Linked DNA regions of Homo sapiens: region 2 is linked to region 1. Evidence: read pairs that join two places in POLR2A ChIA-PET (ENCODE). Cell type or tissue: K562. All regions are shown on one strand. Region 1 overlaps SQOR (sulfide quinone oxidoreductase). Region 2 overlaps DUOX1 (dual oxidase 1).

The links. ChIA-PET counts read pairs that join two places held together with the same protein. Peaks named below come from ENCODE experiments on the same cell type or tissue, not always from the same donor. Only the 100,000 strongest peaks of a DNase experiment are listed, where the experiment ranks them.
Region 2: POLR2A ChIA-PET joins it to region 1 with 9 read pairs; 2 of 35 experiments call an interaction of 5 or more read pairs at or near these places.

The regions. Positions count from the first base shown.
Region 1 is chr15:45,660,804-45,665,803 of GRCh38, reverse strand. It overlaps SQOR (sulfide quinone oxidoreductase), which reads right to left. Exons shown (of 10, transcript NM_021199.4): 3 at 3,679-3,849. Among named protein-coding and RNA genes, the nearest start is that of SQOR, 28 kb to the right of the region's middle. In K562, a CTCF peak has its summit at 3,247; no DNase peak of the experiment used is centred here.
Region 2 is chr15:45,154,453-45,159,452 of GRCh38, reverse strand. It overlaps DUOX1 (dual oxidase 1), which reads right to left. Exons shown (of 34, transcript NM_175940.3): 28 at 3,524-3,651. Among named protein-coding and RNA genes, the nearest start is that of DUOX1, 27 kb to the right of the region's middle. In K562, no CTCF peak of the experiment used is centred here; a DNase peak (open chromatin) is centred at 2,202.

The sequences.
Region 1 (5,000 bases):
GAGACCAGCCTGGCCAACATGGCAAAACCCTGTCTCTACTAAAAACACAAAAATTAGCTGGGCGTGGTGGCACATGCCTGTAATCCCAGCTACTCGGGAGGCTGAGGCAGGAGAATCACTTGAACCTGGGAGGCAGAGGTTGCAGTGAGCCAAGATCACACCACTGCACTCCAGCCTGGACAAAAGAGTGAGACTCTGTCTCCAAAAAAAAAAAAAAAAGACAGAATGGAATGATTTGGTCACTTGAATAATATTTGCTAAAGAAATGTTGACTAATTTTGTGCAATCTAAAAAAGCTCTCTAGTGACATGTTACAGAGTTAAAACTTTGAACTTATATGAAACCACCTGTGAATAACAGATAGAAAAATTGCTAATGGATTGACAGAGTCATAAATCCAAAAGACCCAGATGTGTTGGGAGGATGAATTAAAACCAGCAGGATGATTTCTCACATGAGATGTCATGTGTATTTCTGATATCTGGCTATGAAGTCGTTTTGCTTCATAAAATCTTGGAAGAAAGTCCCACTACATTGCACCAACTTCTCTGCCCTAAAACAAGACACTACAGCTTTCCTAAGTGTCTAACCTTAGGAGTAATAGGTAGGACTCAGCAGTGAGAACACCTAGTAGTGCCTGTCATTCCCAAGAGATGAGTAAAGTATATGGTCCTTGAGATGAGCATGAACCCAACCACCGAAGGCTCTAAAGCTCTTCCTGTAGCTTGAAGGGGTCCAAACAATGAGGCAGGCCCTGCTGTACCAAAGAGATGCTGTGTGTGATATGAGAGAGGTCTCCTGGCCCTGTGTTCAGGAGACTGGCAAGGTAAGAGAGCCACCAAGCTCAACCTTGTGATTGAGAACAATCTTGAGTGTAATTCAGTCTGGTCTCCCGGAGACATTGAGAAAAATAAGAAAGTTCTGAACTAGTAACAGGACAAAAGCCATATATAAAAATTTTAATTAAAATAAATATATATGCATATAGGTATTTGCTTATATATATTCATTTCTGCCTTTAGGTAAAATCAATAACAACTATACTTTTTCAGGATGGGGGAAGCCTGACTTGATCGTGGGTCATGTGAAAAGGGCCCAGCAATTTGCACCGACCTCAAGCCCAGCATGAATCAGCACCGTGGTAACTGTCACGAAAAAGGCAAATGCTAACTTATGCAGCATGAGATCATGGGAGAGAATGGCTCCACGCTATTCTGGGCTGTTCTGTAAAGTTGCCTTCTTTCCAGGCACCTCTTTCATGGGGCACTAACAAGCCAGATGGTGTTTAAAGCAGAATAAAGAGGGGGCTGGGGGGACTGGAAACCATGAAATGTGAGGAAGAATTGAGGGACATGAGGATGGGGGGGACACATATACCTAGAGAAAATTTACATAAAACATAAGAGCCATCTTCAAATAGCTGAAGGGTTTCTCCACAGAAAAGAGAGAAGACATTCTTCTCTCATACACAACAGGACAAAACAAGGAATAAAAGTATTAAGAAAGGTATTAAGTGTATTAAAAACAATAACATCCTGGGTGTCCAAGAAAGAATACAAAAAAAGTTACAGGAAGGTGGATTCTGGCTCAGTGAAGACAGAACTTTCATATAACCCACGTGTCTAAAAAGATGAAGAGTTAACTTATCAGAGAACTCCTTGGCCATGGACTATGTAAATACCAACCTATTTTAAATTCAATCCCCCACCTCCATGTGCCCCAATACCAATTAGCTCCAAATCAGCTCTATTTTTTTTCATGAATAACCATCACATTCTAACATACTATATAATTTACTTATCATGTCTATGTTGATTGTATGTTCTCCCTGACTAGAATATAATATCCAGTTCAATAAGAATTTGTGTCTGTTTTTGTTCACTACACATATCCTTAATGCCTAAAACTGCACCTGGCTTATAGTAGATGCTTAATAAATATTTGTAGAATGAATGAATGGAGGCCAGAAAGCCAAGGATCATAAATGCTATACAGCAGGTACTCTTTTTTTCTTTTTGTGTTTTTTTTATTTTTTTATTTTTTGGAGACAGCTCTGTCACCTAAGACGGAGTGCAGTGGCGCAATCACAGCTCACCACAGCCTTGAACTCCTGGGCTCAAGTGATCCTCCCACCTTAGCCTCCCAAGTAGCTGGAACCACAGCACACACCACCACACCTAGCTAATGTCTTAATTTTTTTTGTAGAGACAGGGTCTTACTATGTTGCCCAGGCTGGCCTTGACCTCATGGGCTCAAGTGATCTTCCTACCTCAGCCTCCCAAGGTGTTGGGATTACAGGTGTGAACCACCATGCTCAGCCAAAGCAGGTACTCTTGATCAGGGTCCAGGGAAAAGCTACAGAAAATCTCTGAACTCCCTAAAAGCAAATGCAAAATCTGATACATAGGTGCATTTTTCTAGAGAGGGCTTTCATCTGGTACCCAGAAAGATCCATGACCCAAAAAAAGCTTAACAATGCCTCAGCAGGCCGGGCACAATGGCTCACCCCTATAATCCCAACACTTTGGGAGGCTGAGGCAGGTGGATCACTTGAGGTCAAGAGTTCGAGCCAGCCTGGCCAACATGGTAAAACCCCGTCACTACCAAAAAATACAAAAATTATCCAGGCATGGTGATGCGCACCTGTAGTCCCAGCTACTGGGGAGGCTGAGGTGGGAGAATCGCTTGAACCCAGGAGGTAGAGGTTGCAGTGAGCCAAGATTGTGCCACTGCACTCCAGCCTGGGTGACAAAGTGAGACTCTGTCTCAAAAAAAATAATGCCTCAGCAGATGAATCTCTGTTGGAGGAAGGGTTGGACTTGAAAACGTTTTAGGATCCTCACCCAACTCTGATTCTACAATTCCGTGAAAATGCCAGAGTCCCAGTTGAAGGGGGAAGGGGCAGAGGATTAAGACCAATAACACCTTGTGAGTCCAAAAACCACAGGAGCCTGGAACAGGTCAGAGCACGGTGGCTGCACTGCCTGCCCCTGCCCTGGGCTCAGCAGCAGGTGGGGGAAAAGAAAGCTGCAGATGGCTTCTGAGCAGGCCTTCCACCATCCTGCTCTTATCACCTCAGTCAAACATGGGGCGGCCACTGCTGAAAAGCTTTGACCCCTGAGTGGTGAGGGTGGGAGACTTCTAAAAGGTGCTGAGCAGTTGTGAGCCTCAAGCTCCAGCAACAATTCTCCTTAGCGCTGGCATGAACCTCAGAGTCACAGGATTCCCCTACAGTTCTGGTAGAGCGCCCCCCAGGGTGGCTGGATGGATATTTTCCAGCATCCTATTGTTCTGGGAGGCTAGGCGACCGGTAGAAAATCTGATTGCTTCAGAAAAAGAGAAGGAGGAAGGTGCTTGCTATTTTAACATGTAGCAACGTATAAACAAATGGTCTGATAAACATTCAGGTGCAAGATAGTATACTAAGCAATAGGGTGCACAGTGGGTGTTCAACAAATACTTATCTTAGTTGTTTATTAACTCAATATCACTCAGTCCTTCCATCTATCCTCCACTTACCACATACCCTGCCATCTTGTGTAGTATTCAACACACATACGTTCATGCACACACATGCATATATACCGCTCTTTCAACACAAGGCTATCCAGTTTAAGATGGCTGCATATTAATACAAGCTGTCAGATTAACAAAAAATCTAAAGGCCTCAGTGGTTACCTTCTCGTCGTCATCTGTGTGAATGCAGTTCTTGTCTGGGTTCAACTCAGTCACTCTAGCTTTGATCCATTCTACACCAGATGGAATCACACTTGCCGTGGGACGACCAGATGAGGACAATTGTTTGGCACCAGCACCCACCAGTGTCCAGATTGGCTGGTAGAAATGTCTCTGAGAAACAAAGTATTTGAAGATTTATTGCAATTTGACACTGATCAAAAGGGGTCATAGCTAACAGTATGGGCTAGATTCTTTCAATCACTCCCTCCTGACCTTTAGAGCATCGTATGGAAAAGTCTCCACAAAGTTAGCTCCGTCTATTAGGCGTCTCCTATTATGGTAAGCTCTGAAGGACAGTCACTCCACACAAGAATTCTTCCAAGATCATCAGAAAAGCTATAAACTATCTTTAGTGACCACTGCATTATGTATTGCTGAAAGTTGATTTGGTGTTTAATATGTACATGTTATATGCACGTGCATATCTACACACATATTATGGATACTTCATGTGAACAAATATTTTAAAAATTAAGCCCAGCAGCCTAGATATGGTTCCTCAGGAGCATGTGGAGACAGTGGTAAGTCTGGAAAGTTTACAGCCCCTTCCAGAGGTCCTCTAAACTTCATTAACTTCCAACTGTGTTTCCCAAGCCCAGTGAGGGCTGTGTTTCCTGAACAGCCCTTCTTCTACTTTCTCAGAGACTCAGAGATTTTACACCAAAGACAATAAGTACCAGATCCTACTCCACAATGCAATGCATACCCAAACTTTCACTATCTTCTGGAGTTTTCTTGCTTCAGATGGTCCTTTTTTTTTTTTTTTTTTTTTTTTAAGACAGAGTCTCGCCCAATCACCCCAATCACCCAGGCTGGAGTGCAGTGGCACGATCTCGGCTCACTGCAACCTCCACCTCCCAGGTTCAGGCGATTCTTCTGCCTCAGCCTCCTGAGTAGCTGGGACTACAGGCATGTGCCACCATGCCTGGCTAATTTTTGCATTTTTAGTAGAGATGGCATTTCACCATGTTGCCTAGGTTGGTCTTGAACTCCTGACCTCAGGTGATCTGCCTTCCTCAGCCTCTCAAAGTGCTGGGATTACAGCCCTGAGCCACTGTGCCCAGCAACAGTCCATTCTTGATCTAAGTTAGTTGTAAAAGTTCTGGACATAGGGGCAAAGGGCAGATTTGTTTAATGGCCTCTAAGAATTCCAATCCACTTAGAGTAGACTGGGGACCAAGAGCTCTCAATATTGCCAAAATGCCTCAAAGTAGCTGGCCAGCACTGCCAAAACCCACAGAGAGGTGAAGAGGACACCAGGA
Region 2 (5,000 bases), 510 kb after region 1:
TCCTACTCTTAGAAGCCTGAGGCACTAGTGACCACCTCCTTCTCGCCACTTCTGCAACAATGCTCTACTGGTTCTCCCACTTTGGGCCACTCGCTTTCCATCTCCTCCACTGGCTTAATTCCTTCTGCCACCCCCAGTCATGGGTGTTGCCCAAGCCTGGTTTTGTCACCCTCTGCTCATCTCTTTCTATGCTCCGCCATGTGGCATGGCCTCTCAGCTGAGCCACAGCCCCTCAGTTTCAACTGCAGCTGCCACATGATCACCAGCAGCATGTCCTGCCACCACCTAATGCCCTATGGCCATCTGCAGCCAGCCCTGTCCCCTCTGCCTCCTGAATATCCTATCACCATTCCCACCTCTGCCTGTGCTCATGCCCTTCCTTTTACCTGGATTGCTCTTCAGTTTCCACTCTGCCCTGTCAAAGCTTAGCTTACCTCCCCCAGACCCTTGGCCCAAGTCCAGTCTTCTCCTCAAAGTCTTCCCTAGCCAATTTAGCCCAAGTGAAACTCCCTTCAGTGAACTCCTATAACTTACTGTTTGGAACACTCCGCTCAGCAATTAATCCTATATCAAGTGTTCATTTTGATCATTTCATGCATGTGCCACTTTTTGTCACAGCGAATCCTAAGTTCCTAAGGAAGAGATTAGAGTCTCCCCTTCTGCTGCTGGGCCCTACAGAGAGCTAGTACATAAAAGACCCTCCACAGATACACAGATAGCTGCTTTTTTTTTTTTTTTTTTTTTTTTTTTTTGAGATGGAAGTCTCGCTGTCACCCAGGCTGGAGTGCAGTGGTGTGATCTTGGCTCAATGCAACCTCCACCTCCCTGGTTCAAAAAATTCCCCTGCCTCAGCCTCCCGAGTAGCTGGGATTAGAGGCGCATGCCACCACTCCCGGCTAATTTTTTTGTAGAGACGGGGTTTCACCATGTTGGCCAGACTGGTCTCCAACTCCTGATCTCAGGTAATCCACCCGCCTCAGCCTCCCAAAATGCTGGGATTACAGGTGCGAGCCACTGCACTCGGCCAACAGATAGCTTTTAAACTGAACTCTGGTTCCCCATTCAGGCGTTCCCTTCCCCCAGCTAAGTCTTCCTAGATTCTTGAACCTTTCCCTACAAGACTAACTTAAACCTCTCTGAGCTCTTCTTTGAACTGGCTCTTTCTTCCCCAAGTTCACTGTTTCATTGTGGAGCCCACACCCACCCCTAAGGCTTTCTGAGCATCCAAACAGGCTGAGTACAATGGCAGGGTGACGTCATGCTGCTCTGTTTCTACACCCTATTTTGTGCTGGCTTTCCTTTTAAACCACAAGGCTGCTGCAGATTCCTTGTTGGCTGGTGGGATGGGGTGGTGGCTCAGCCAGCTCAGCCTCTGATGTGCTAGCCCTGCCCTCTTCTGCCTGGATCAGAAGCCTGGCCATCCTTCCCCAGGGTCTAGTCTATACTGGGGTCCTTTACTTGTAATTTATCTTTCTGCTTGAAGTCAAGTGGTCACGCCTGGGACAAGTGGGAACAAAGAGGGTGCTCTTGCCCTGATCTCCCTGAGATGAGATTGTCCCAAACTGCTGGTGAGGATAGCCTAGCATAGAGGCCTCCACCTTTCTTTTTTCCTTTTTTATTTCTTTTTTTTTTTTTAAACAGGCTGTCCATCTGTTGCCCAGGGTAGAGTGTAATGGCATGATCTCGGCTCACTGCAACCTTCACCTCCTGGGTTCAAGCGATTCTCATGCCTCAGCCTCCTGAGTAGCTAGGACTATAGGTGTGCGTCACCACACTCAGCTAATTTTTGTATTTTTAGTAGAGACGAGGTTTCGCCATGTTGACCAGGCTGGTCTTGAGCTCCTGGCCTCAGGTGATCCACCCACCTCGGCATCTCAAAGTGCTGGATTACAGATGTGAGCCACTGTGCCCGGCCACACCTTTCGAACCCCTGACTTTCCTGCTGGCAGGAAGGGTGGCTTGGAATCCTAGTGATGCCTACACCCCAGGACAAATCAGAAAGGGCTCTGGGTCTTAGGGAGCCTGCCTGGCCACTCTTCTGGATCTCTCATCTAGTTCAAAGTAGCTGCTTTATCACCAGGAACAAGAACGTCATTTCCACCCCCAACAGAAGCAGTAGCCGAGAATGCTAGGGCTCCACTCATTATTGGGAAGAGGAGGAGAGAGGGTAAATTAGTCATAGCTTCCAAAGAAAGAGATGTTTCTTAGGAAACGCATATCATCAGTTCTAGGAAACATCCTAAGCCAAGGCTAAGTAGTCATCTTCAGAACTGTGAAATGCTGAGCAACAGGCAAGATGAAACAGACCCTCCTATCTGTCAGTGAGGACAGAACTGCACCTGAGAGAAGGCAGGTCAGATGGCAGGAGCCAACCTGACCGAGGCCATGGTGCAGTTTCTCTTTGTCTCGGCACAAAGGAGAGCCCTGTATGCAGTTCTGCTGCAGGGAACAGCTGGAGCCTTGGGATTTGGTTTAGCTTCTAAGTGAGGCCCTCAGAGTACCCTTTAGGGAATTGCCTCTGCTCATGAGGAAGGCAGACAAGCAGAGCCACAACACAGGGACACAGAATCAGCTCGGGAACTAACCAGCTAGGCAGCCGATGAGAAACCCAGGGGAGGGTGAAGGGAACATGAGAAGGGAGGCAACATGGAGAGAGGGAGGCAGGAGCCAAGGTTAAGGAGAAGGAAAGGGGATAGGTAGAGTCTTAAAAATCTATTTGATTGGCCTGGCGCGGTGGCTCACGCCTGTAATCCCAGCACTTTGGGAGGCCGAGGTGGGTGGATCACGAGGTCAGGAATTCGAGACCAGCCTGGCCAACATGGTGAAACCCTGTCTCTACTAAAGATACAAAAATTAGCCAGGCATGGTGGTGCGTGCCTGTAGTCCCAGCTACTCAGGAGGCTGAGACAGGAGAATTGCTTGAACCCGGAAGGCGGTGGTTGCTGTGAGTTGAGATCATGCCATTGCACTCCAGCCTGGGCGACAGGGCGAGACTCTGTCTCAAAAAATAAAAAATAAAAATTCATTAGATCAACAATCCAACTGAAGTCATTTTGAACAAGCTTATATACTGTACAGGTGGCACTTAGCAGGTGTGACTAATGCCCCCAAAAATAGGATCAGAACAAAAGTGGCAGAACCCATTTAAGATAAGTTTCTTCAAAAAGGGTGATGCTCTCTTGGGTGCAGGTAGTCCACCCAGGAGCCAAAACCAGCCACCCAAAGTGGGGAAAGACTAGCTGGGCAGAAGTGGGGTGGAGGTGTCTGCGAGGAATGGAGATCAGTCTGGCAGGGCTGCTACTGCAAAACCCATGCCAGGGAGCCGAGCTTCCAAGTGCTGCATATTGGGGTCATCCTAATGGAGAGCCCTGTACTATCATCTCCACCTTCAAAGAGGGACGTCGAGAAGTGAAGAGGATGCTTCAAATAGCTAGAAATTGAATGAATGTCCCAGCTCTCCTTGCCTCCCTGGAAATGTCCTGCCCATACCCTCCTGGCCTGGCTCACAGCCAAAAGCCCTCACCAGGACATAGAGCAGGATGTAGAGGTGGTGGGTCAGCCAGAAGCCCCGGAAACTGCGGCGGCGGAAGTGGTGGGAGGCAAAGACATACATGATGGCCAGGATCAGGAGCAGCACAACCCCCGTGAGGCCTGCAAAATGAATATAGGGTGGAAGGCAGAAGATCAGTGCCTTGAAAGGGAACTGTTCTGGAGCTTCCAAGGTCCCCTCTCCACTCCACTGCCCAAGTTGGAGTAAGAATGTCCCAGCATTCTCCTCTGGTCCTCTCCCCCAACACCACTGATCACAGGTACCTTTCATTTCAGCAGACATTGTTCACTTTTCATAGCCCTTGTCACCATGATTTTTTTTTTTTTTTTTTTTGAGATGGAGTCTTGCTCTGTTACCCAGGCTCCCTGGAGTGCATTGGTGCAATCTCGGCTCACTGCAACCTCTGCCTCCCAGGTTCAAATGATTCTTCTGCCTCGGCCTCCTGAGTAGCTGGAACTAAAGGCATGCACCATCATGCCCAGCTAATTTTTTTTATTTTTAGTAGAGACAGGGTTCTGCCATGTTGGCCAGGCTGGTCTTGAACTCCTGGCCTCAGGTGATCCGCCCACCTTGGCCTCCCAAAGTGCTGGGAATACAGGCATGAGCCACCACACCCAGCCAATTTTTCACCAATGTCATTATTTGGTTTTTGTCTGTCACTTTCCTGACTCTCGGGTTCTCAAGAATGAGGAACAGGCTAAGCTAGTTTGCCACTGAATCCTAGTGCCTAGTGCAAGGGCCTGGCACACCGTGGGCCCTATATAAATGTGTGCTGAATGAATGGATGCAGAGGGTGTCCACTCTGGGCCCTCTGGGCCAAACAATGGAAATGACAGGCTGTACTCTCATCGAGTCAAGGTTTGGTCCTTGTCCCTGCACCACTCTTTGTTGGCTGCCACAGCACACAGCATGAGCACTGGCACTGTTAGTGACTGGCCAGGACCACACTGTCCCTGCTCATCACTAGGGTCCCCAAGTACAACCCAGAGTTGGTGGGAGGCCCCTCCTCTCACAGGGGATCCAGGCCATGGGTATACAGGGGGATAATACTGGAGCCAGGGCAGGGCAGAGAGGACAGAGAATGCTCCCTCAAGTGATCAAGGAAGAGAGGCAGAAGTTAAGAAGATTAGAGCCCTGAAGTATAAAAAAGTAAAGGTTAAGAAGGGATCTAACCAAAGCCTGTAAAGTCCTAAAAGGAGAGGAGAGCATAAACACAGCCTTATCCACTAAATCTCAGTGTGCAGGAATTAGCAAGCACCCTCTGAAGTTCAAAGCAGATCATTTTAGGATTAAAAAAAAAAAAAAAACCATGCTGTGTTTCACAGAGAGGAGCCAGTATAGAAATTATGTTACTCCAAGGAAGGAACAGACTGAAAATATAAATAGGTTCAAGAGAATTTGAATAGATTCACAGCTAATAGCTCTAAGATGGGTGATTATAGGGAGTTAG